Linked DNA regions of Homo sapiens: region 1 is linked to region 2. A link is a contact called in ENCODE Hi-C or POLR2A ChIA-PET data. All regions are on one chromosome and are shown on one strand. The core of a region is the stretch at or near the end of the contact, and the rest is flanking DNA. Distances in the headings are between cores, read along the strand shown. Region 1 has its middle 260 kb from the start of SYNE1-AS1. Region 2 overlaps ESR1 (estrogen receptor 1).

Region 1 (5,540 bases), core at 2,755-5,254, 200 kb after region 2:
CCTGACCTTTGTCAGGCACCATCAAGCCACAGGTACCCTCCTGATGAAAGGAGTAAGAGTCCCTGACAGGTGGTCCTCTGCATGGGGCGGGGGGCACCTGGAAAGGGAGGGCCTGGGAAATGCACTCATCTGGGAGGGAGTCTTTCCATTCCCACTGGCTGAGTCCTCAGTTACCGCAGGGCTGTCGAGAGTCTGAGACAGAGGTCTGCCCTACAACATTGTGCTGAGAAGTAACGAACTGAGCTGTACACTGACACATTTGTGAAGAGGGAAGATCTCATATTGTGTGTGTGTGTGTGTGTGTGTGTTTAACCACAATCTTAAAAAAGAAAGAAACAACAATTTTAACAATTTTAAGAGACTTTCTCCTCATAAAAAAGATTAAAAACAAGTGTGGGAAGATCTGGTAATTCCCAATAGCGATTTCCAAAACCAAACTAGAGGAACGACTAAAATAGCGTTAACTGTCCCTCAGTCCTCATCAACACATCCTATACATTAATGTATTAACGTCATAACAACCCACGCAGGAGGCACCATTATTATCCCATTTTACAGAGGAAGAAACTGAGGAATAGAAAGTTTAAGTAAGTTGCTCAGGTTATACAGCTAGGAAGTGGCTGAGCTGGGGACTGAGCCAAGGTATTTTTGGCTCCAGAGTTTATGTTATGGAAGGAGCCTCTGTAAGATTTGGACAAAAGGGATTTTATAAATGTCCAGATCATTAGCTACTCTATCAGTTTTCCCACTGTGATTAGCAAACACCATAGGGAAGGTGTGGGAGGGAGGAACTGAGCCCCGTGCCCAAGCCAGGCTTGGGTGGGCAGAATCCTGTGTGAAGCTGTTGAATGGGAACAGATTTCAACGCAGAAGGAAAGCAGGCTGACTCTCTGGCACCTGCATCAGGAAAGAAAGGTACAGGTAGAGAAGCTGCCTATGACTTTCGAGTCACTGTCCCTCCCCGCCCCATCATTTCTGGGGACCAGTCTGCGACTCAAGAACTGATTTCACCTGTGAGCAGGGTGACTTCTGGAGGCAGGTGGTAGTTTAGGAAGTTGCGGGTTTTTGTGAACATGTAGGTCTCATTTGGACATCTCTCCTAGGAAAGCTCATCTCCTAGGATTCATAAATCCCCCAGTCAGGGAGCCTCCTTACCTCAAATCAGGCCTTTGCTCTTATGCCATGAAACCAACCATGCATTTAAGATGAAAACCTAGAGCAAAGTCATCCATTAGAATTTGGCCACTTTTAATAAATGACTTGTTAACATTTATTTCGGGCATACCAAGAAAAGTTTTTTAATTAAAAAGCAAGTCAAGGCCGGGCGCGGTGGCTCACGCCTGTAATCCCAGCACTTTGGGAGGCCGAGGCGGGCGGATCACGAGGTCAGGAGATCGAGACCATCCGGGCTAAAACGGTGAAACCCCGTCTCTACTAAAAATACAAAAAATTAGCCGGGCGTAGTGGCGGGCGCCTGTAGTCCCAGCTACTTGGGAGGCTGAGGCAGGAGAATGGCGTGAACCCGGGAGGCGGAGCTTGCAGTGAGCCGAGATCGCGCCACTGCACTCCAGCCTGGGTGACAGAGCTAGACTCCGTCTCAAAAAAAAAAAAAAAAAAAAAAAAAAGCAAGTCAAATGTTTCCTCATATAAGAACTGAAGTACTTTTCTTTTGTCTTTTAAAATTATCATTATTCTTATAGCAACTTGGATCTAAAAAACAAGTCATGCTCCTTGATGTAATTTAAATACAAATGTTTAAAGTGCTTTCCCCACTCTGACTGCAGTCAAAATGTCAAGCCTTATATTTCACATGTCTCTCCAAACTTTCACCTTGCTTCATGCCATTACTATATACACGAGTTTTTCCCTACAAAATGGAATCATATTATTCTATATCTTGTTTTTATAAAATGTAAGAATATATAGTAGGCATTTTCCCTAATCAATACATATAGATTGATTTCATTTTATAAAAATAGTTACGCCATACTGAATACTAGGTATGCACTATAATTAATTCAACAATCCTCCTGCTGATGAACATCTAGGTTGCTAGAAAATTATAACAACAGGGGGCCTCTCTGTCTTGTCCCTGATTGGTTTTGGGACAATTATCTATTCATTTGGAGAATGACAAACTAGTTCCTTACTTCATACTAATGACAAAAATAATTCCAGATAGATTATAGACCTACTAGAAGAAAATGCAAAGAAACTTTTGCATAATCTTAAAATAAAAAAAGGCCTTCTTAATGTAGACTAACTAGAATCTACCAAGGAAAAAGAACCTGCCAGGTTTGATGACATAAAAATGAAACTTTCTGTGTGACTGAAAGAACTATATGAAGTCAGGACACTTCATATCCAGATTTAATTTTTCTAATATGCAAAGAGGTCATTGAAAATAATATTAAAAGATAAAAGAAAAATGGAGCACAAAACAGACTTCACAGAAGAGGCAATACAAATGGAACAATTATTATACAAACTAGCCATGGACATGCAAATTTTAAAAACAATGAGCTACTGTTGCTCTCAATTGGGCAATATTTTTAGAAAACTGATAGCATCTAGGCCAGCCCTTCCCAATCGTCTGCACCTGGGAATCGCCTGGGGACCTTCAAGTAACTACTGATCCCCAGCTACCAATTTAATTGGTTTGGGGTATGGCCTGGGGTTCTACATTTTTAAAAGTTTCCTGAGAGAGTCTAATGTACAGACTTTGAACATTAATAATTTGGGAATAAGTCCCGTAATTTGGAAACCACTAGTGTACATTAAAGGAGGGTATGAGGCAAAGGAGGTTTTCATCTCTGGTGTGGGTGGGAGTGTAAATCATCACGACTTTTTTAGAAAGCAAACGGGCAGAATTTATTAAAATTTACTAAAAGAAGAATGTACATACCTTTTGATTCAGTAATTCCACTTTGAACAATACATCTTGGAGAAATAAAAGCAGCACTATCAAAAGATACACATGCATATACACGCAAGAGTGTCTACTGCAGCCGTGATTCCTAACAAACCCTGGAAGAAACCAGTGGTTGAAAAAGAGATACTGAGATCTCTAACTCAGTGAGGATGATGGCACAGGTACCAATATGTCTGTGGGACATCGTTAAGTGAAAAATGCAAGTTACAGAATAATAAGAATAGATCCAATTCTTAAAAATGTATATGTTGTTTGCATAAGAAAATCAAAAGGCCTAGAAAGGTAACATAAAAGCGGGAGATGATGTAGAGAGAGTAGATAGGAAACTTAGTTTTCTGTGAAACACAAGAGGATCTTTTGTAATCAAAATAATTGACTTTTTTTTAACAATTAGCCTTTAAAATAGACACATACACAGCGAGAAAGAAATGAGGCTTTTCCTAAGATGTATTAAAACTTGAAGTAACAAATATACTATATTATTAGTTATAGTACATACTTATATATTTGTATTATTTATATCTATTTTATTTTGTTTTTATATTATACAAATATATACATCATTATAATAAATTATACTACATACTGCTATAATTAAAACAGTAATGGCCAGGTAGATCTAACCATTGACTAGAGTTCAGAATAAAAATCCAGATTTATATGGAAACCAATTGTTCGGTGAAGCCAATATATTTTGAGTTAGTGGAGGAGGATGGGGAAGCTTGCTGTTACTGCTTGCTATCATGGCCAACTGGAGAGAGTTAAAGGGCCCAAAGATGGAGAAATCCAGTGCAGGTGGTAGCTTGGAAGCCCAGCCCTAGGGCTGAATGTGGTGCATTCTTAACAGGTTTCCAGGTAATATTGATTCTTTGAGCCACAGGTGAGCCAAACCCACTCTGAAAGCCATGGCTACTTACATCCCTACAGTGTCCACTCAACCTGTAAATCCCACAAGGAGGTGTGGGGCAAGGGGTGGACATGGCCTCCACTGGGTTCCTGCCAATAAATGGGGTTTGGGGTTGGCTGCCTGGAATTGCTGTCGAAGTTGGCAGCTGCTTGGCAGCTTTGCTTTCTGAGCCCAACAACAGCTCCAAGAATGTGTCCGGCAGGATTTAAGCCTGAGCTGGGAACGCACATCTGTGAGGCTCTGATGTGAATATTCAGCAGGGAGATCTGGATTTCTTCTCGATTGCCTGTAGCATCAAATCTGTGACGAGGCTTACCCAGGACTTTCTTCTCCTGACATAATTGCGGTTTTCAAATTCAGTTATGTTCCCACTCTTGTATTAGGTAACAGGTTAAGCAAATTCATGAGCCTGATTTATTTTTCTGTGACCTTCATATTTTAGAAAGATTATATCCAAGTCCCAACCGGCTTCCTCAGCTCCCTAGATTAAATGTTCTCATTGTTCAGCTTGTGTTACAGCACATCACCCTGCTTCTCATTAATCATTCCCAACTGTCCAGCCCCCTTAGCTTCCTTCGGCTGCAGAAGGCTGCACCTTGTTCATGCACTTATTCATCTGAGTGAGGGTTCTCTCCCAAATTTAGGCCTGTCTGTGGTAGCCTCCAGTGGATTCTTGGTGCATATTTTAAAACTTCAAGGGACAGGTTAGTGAGAAGCTGGGAATTGAAGAATAAAAGTCCTTCGCTTTCAGTTTCATTATCTTTGGGTGACTTTAGGTATGACAATCAGCCACAGTTACCCCAGGGTACTACTAAATCTAAAATTGAGATGACCACACTCAGAAAAACACCTGTTTCCTGAATTAACTTCTCAGTGTTATACCTAAGTGAAAAATTGCCTCCATGCTTATAAACCACTCCACCTGCCTCCATTTCTGCAGATGGACATTCATACTCTTCAAAAACACATCCCACTGTAACATAAACTGGGTGACCAAGAAGCTAAAAGCAGAGGAATTTGCTCATAGAAAATAGAGATCTAACAGCTTTAATCTCCCTTTCCTCCCCTAAATTAGATATTGTTTCTATTAAATTCCCTTCTAGTTTCCTCATTTGCCTTCATCCCATTTCAGGACATAACTGGTGCTGGGAAATATGGATTCTTCTCTATGTCAAAGGCCCACTGGTGACTGCTTTTAATGAGTCATTAAACAAGAACCCACCCAAATGCCCATCAATGATAGACTGGATAAAGAAAATGTGGCATGAATACACCATGGAATACTATGCAGCCATAAAAAAGAATGAGTTCTTGTCCTTTGCAGGGACACGGATGAAGACCATCATCCTCAGCAAACTAACACAGGAACAGAAAACCAAACACCACACGTTTTCACTCATAAGTGGGAGACGAACAATGAGAACACATAGACACAGGGAAGGGAGCACCACACACTGGGGCCTGTCAGGGGGGTAGGAGGTAAGGGGTGGGGGGCAAGGGGAGGGAGAGCATTAGGGCAAATACCTAATGCATGCAGGGCTTAAAACCTAGATGATGGGTTGATAGGTGCAGCAAACCACCATGGCACATGTATACCTGTGTAACAAACCTGCACGTTCAGTACATGTATCCCAGAACCTAAAGTAAAATAAAAAATAAAAATAAAACAAACAAACACAAGAACTTCTGAGGTCCTCCCCG
Region 2 (4,956 bases), core at 19-2,518:
AGTACTAGGACTTCAGAAAAATCAAATGATGAAATGGAGCTAGCTTTAGTATGTTCTACTTATCATTGGACTATTAATCATGTCTGTCTGATGAGTTACCTAGGACTTCAACTGTTTTTATAGATTTAAAGAAAATATTATAAATGTATCTTACCTGGATTTAAGACTGGACAGCTGATTTTGGATTTTTTTCTGCTACCCTGTTGTTGATATCACTGACATCAGCCTTTGCATTTTGACTGGAGGCTCCTTTCTCTCTTTCTCTCTCTCTCTCTCTCTCTCTATAGGAAACCAGTAGTTATGTCAGGTTGCTAAGTATTTTCCCACTGAAGGACAAATATTCTGGAGCAGTATATATTTAGCATTTGACATTTGATAAACAAGCTTGTTTGAGATATTTTCAATACAATTTCAGCTTTGGCAATTGTAAGCAAAGGATCCAGTTGGTAATTGGTGAAATGAACAGATGTGGACACGCTGCCTGCATCGAGATGCATTAATTTTTCTGAAAAGTGGATAAGATCTTGTGAGAATGAATAATGGAATTCAAATCAGATGGGGTGAGATATTTGATATTCAGGAACAAATCACAGTATAATAGATCTGCTACTTTGTTTGGTTTTAATGGGGAGTTGCTAATGCTGAAATATAGTCAGAGAAAAGGAACGTGGAATTTCTATAGAGGAGAGCCTGGCTCTGGGGTAATACTACTGTCCTTGGTGGAATGTTGTCTTTTCTGAAGACATTGGTTCAATTCAATACATGAAACATTCATCGATTATTATTTAGAAAAGCTAATCTACTGACAAGACACAGAGTTAAGTAGTGAAAATACAGAGACCTAGACACAGTTCTTATTAAGAAATTTTTTAATTTAGGTGGCATATTTCAGAGAGAAATTCTCTGCTTGGGGCAATAGGTACCTCCTTTGGAATAAGCATGGTGAGAAAGAATTGCTTCTGGCAGATTAGTGAGAAGAGTGAGATATTTTCTTTCGATGACCTCTCTATTAAAATTTGAGTGGTAAAACTTTGTGATGATTCAGGCTCTTCATAATTCTTAATTTTATCATCCTCTAATACCAGGACTTGCCCAGATCAATATTTTAGGAAACAGTCATGCTTGCTAAACCCAGGGATTTCTATTAACCACTAGATAAGACATAAGTTTGTCATGCAACAAGTATTTATTGAGTCCATAATTTGCCCAGCACTGGGCTTTGGTACTCTGGGCCTTGATACTCTAGGTTGTGTCAGAGATGTCTAATATATTTAAGGTGACAGAGTTCACAAATGAGACTTTATGAAAATGAATATCCCTTTTTAAGTCTCGAGAAATATGATGTGCACCCGCTTGAGGCTTTATTAAATCTCCAGCGAGCATGAACTTGTTTGTGACCCAATTGTAGAATTGTTGTATGATGACTATCCCACTGGCAGGCACTTCTTGTCCAAGAGAATGTAATTGGATGTTGGTGACTCAAGCAATCCTGGGAAGACTCCTCCATGACCAAATTAAAGACAACAGGGGCTTGGTTTGTACTCAGCTCTACACCAATCAGCATGAGACAAAGAAGAGATCCATGGCAAAGTGGGGAGACTACTGTTTATTTTACAAGCTAGAGAAGGAAAACTGCAGTTCCTGAGTTGCAAAACTGCTAAGAAATGGGAGAACACAGAACTTTACAGGCTGAACCTTGGTGTCTTAGTTATTCCTCTTGGCTACAGAATGCCAACCAGTAGGAGATTCATCACTGAGATATTACAGGGAAATGAAGCCAGGCAAGAAAAATATGTATTCCCTTTCTTCTCAGCCCATAAATTTTGTTATTAATAAATCAGACTCTTATAGAACAGCTTGCCACGGCTGTCTCTAGAAATGTTTTTATTAGCAGAATTTTTATTAAAATAAAATACACAGTAGTTTTAAGAGTGAACATTATAGTTTTAGGTCATAAGGGGTGTCATGGAGAACACATGTGGATGCTACTTGCCAGTTACTTGATCTAGGCCTTGACTCTTGGTTTTCTGTTGCTCGGATAAGTTAGCATGATTTGACATGCAGTTAAAGGTGTGGTAACCTGTGATTGATTTCCCATTCTTGATGCTCCCTGCCTGGACTTCTCGGAAAATTTCAAAACAATTCATTCTTCTATGAGGGCTGCCTCCTTGGTTGCTTCGGCTAAACAGTGTTGAGCAACAAGTTGGGAAAGGAACGTTGCAGTAACTTTTAAAAATTAAGTTAGAAACAAATGTCATCAAAGTAAATGATAATTTGCCAATATGATTGAGCAAAAAGATGAAGATGCACGCTCCCTACGTATTTGCTTTGCAGAAGAATTAATTTGAAAAATAATAACATATTTTAAAATGAATTGTAAATATAAACACATGCTAATTGCAGAGGGGAATCCCTGTGATTATTCAGCAGTTTGTGTTTGTCAAGTGCTTTTCAGTCAGTCCATTCCAGCTCAGCAGGGCAGAGGCTTGGGCTGTTGTAAACTTGTGGGCAGATACCCAGTGATGGGGCAGACATGAGCAGGTAGGGCTGACAGCATGTGAATTGAGTTTTCTTCAGTCATGCTGTTGCAGCTGCTCCCTTCCCTCATTGCTGAGTTTGCCACAGCAGGTAGGAACCTAACTCTGGAGCCTGGGATGAAGGAGAACCCACATTGGGCTTGAGGAACAAGATCTGCCACCCTGGTAGGCCCTGGTTAAATCTCATGCAAGTGTAGCAATGAGAGAGGGTATGATTGAGTTCTAATTTAGGAGGAAAGGGGATAATGTGCCCTTTGCACCCCCAGGAGAAATCATTGCTCATCTGTGCCTAAGTAGACTTATCAAGGGCAGTTGGTTCACAATGGTGTATCACCCCAAAGGACTATAGTGTTATGAGAACTTGCCAGTGTATTTGAATTTGGGTGCTGGCAGATGACATCATGAGGTATTATGGTTACCCATAAATATGCTAGTTTATTGAGAAGGTGGTAGACATGCTAGTGGATGAGAGGGAAGGACAGAAGCAGTTAGTAAACAGCATCTGCAACAATTCAGTTAACTGGTGGTTGTCACAGTAGCATGGTGGAAAAGTTGGCAATTAATAACTTCTAAGAAAACTGAACTAATGAACCAATCCTGCGTGTGCTATGTGTATAACCTCCTTCTCACTATTAACAGATTTGTTCCAAACTTATATAAGACAATGAAAATAAAGCTTGGCAATATAGGGAAGGGATGGAGGGATAAAGCTGTAAATCACGTCACAGGCAAATTAAGATATACCACTGGATCAAGGGATTTAATGCAGAAAGACTGATCCTAACTTATTTCTTTTATTTAGCAATAAGATTTGTTACTTACATTGATTATTTAAAATGAGTTGCATTATTAGAAAGGACTATTTTGAAGACAACTATAATAAAATGTCAGTAACTGATAGTAGCCAAGATATTTTAAATATATCAAAGTTGTGTCATTAATATTAATGTGTCCCTTAATATGAAGTCCTGCCCAGGCTTATTTATGTATTCAACAGACACATACCTGTTGAAGTGTAACAGATATTCTGGACACAAGCAATGGTAAACAAGACAGATGCAGTCCCTGCTTTCATGCAATTTGCAATTGAATGGTCTTTGACATTTTATTGTGATTGTTTTAGTTATTTAATTGGAGAAGTTTTTAATTTAAATTTGTGTTATATTCAGTGTTAAGGAACAAAAATGTAATGTGCATTTCTGAGACTCAGTAACACTTCTGGTTTTTCCTTTTTCATTTAAAGAAAAATTTAGTGCCCAAGATAAGCTAGAATTTTTGGAATCAAGTAATTGATGACCTGGGAGCCAATTTTATTACAATAGTGTTTTTAGTGGTCTTAGAACTTTTCAGAGGTGGTAGCTCTGAAAATAACACTGTAATAAATTCACACATACATCTATCATCCAATAAATGTTAATTGAGGCCCACTACAGCATTGTGTTAGATTCTGAGGTTACAAATTGTTGACCCCATGTCGAACATGTTGACCCCATCAATGTAATCAGTTTGACATTACACAGTCATTTAAACATTAAAGTGTCAGCGGATATTTTAGTTGTAATTTTGATAAGTGCTCTGAAGGAGAAAACAGTGGGTGTTGTGAAAAGCAGTATTTGGTTGATTGATTATTATAGAGGATCTGAGAAAACTTACTTGAGGAAGGAACATTTGGCTGAACTCAAAGAGATGAGTAGGAGTTAAGTAAGCAAGGAAGAAAAGAAGACACATGAAGGAGGAAGAATGTTCTAGAAACACACACACACAGGTATATGTATATGTACATGTATATGTATATGCATATGTCTTCCTTAGAAACATATAAACAGCTGCAACATGATTGAACTTATTTACCCAATTACCAAAGCTTATTTTGCACCATGAAGGTGGAGATAAAGGCTTTTTAAGCAGCAAGGATAGAATCTTTGTAGTTTTTATTTATAGGCTGGTTCTTCTGACAACTTTAATTTTTCATCTTTACCAACTTCATGGTCTTCAGTACATACAATGCAATCATTATTATAAAATTATATTTTGACTCAAACTCTAAGGTAGGATGATTCAGCTGTGCGCCATCAACATAGCAGCATGAATGGTAGAGACTAGTCATTCCAAACAGTGAAGGGGCAACGTAAAACTAATTTTAATATTATATGAAAGTACTTCTTGCCCTTGACTGCTTTTTTTTTTTTTTGAAGAAAGCAAACTTTAAAAATTTATTTTAGATTTACAGAATTATTGCAAGGATAGTAAGAGAGTTCTCATATATGCCTCACCCAGTTTCCTCTATTATCGACATCTTACATTATATGGTACATCTATCATAACTAATGAACCAATATTGTTTCATTATTAGTAACTAAATCTATACTTTATTCAGATTTTCTAAGTTTTCCTCTAATGTTCTTTTTCTGTCCCAGGA

Evidence for each region. Hi-C counts contacts between places; a loop is a spot of excess contacts on that map. ChIA-PET counts read pairs that join two places held with the same protein, here RNA polymerase II (POLR2A). Pooled maps may share reads with other maps.
Region 1: a pooled map of gastrocnemius medialis shows a loop between it and region 2 (9-fold over the local background). The contact joins two enhancer-like sites. A Hi-C loop is called at or near these places in 1 of 168 maps with a recorded cell type or tissue (PC-9) and 4 of 50 pooled maps. POLR2A ChIA-PET finds 5 or more read pairs at or near these places in 1 of 52 experiments (CD4-positive, alpha-beta T cell).

The regions. Positions count from the first base shown.
Region 1 is chr6:152,113,292-152,118,831 of GRCh38, forward strand. It overlaps a transcript of ESR1 not described here. Among named protein-coding and RNA genes, the nearest start is that of SYNE1-AS1, 260 kb to the right of the region's middle. Within about 2 kb of position 4,005, at least 4 of the 41 ENCODE cell types and tissues checked have a DNase peak (open chromatin) inside an H3K27ac peak, as active enhancers do.
Region 2 is chr6:151,915,588-151,920,543 of GRCh38, forward strand. The region is part of intron 3 of ESR1 (estrogen receptor 1); the gene reads left to right. Among named protein-coding and RNA genes, the nearest start is that of ESR1, 110 kb to the left of the region's middle. Within about 2 kb of position 1,269, at least 5 of the 41 ENCODE cell types and tissues checked have a DNase peak (open chromatin) inside an H3K27ac peak, as active enhancers do.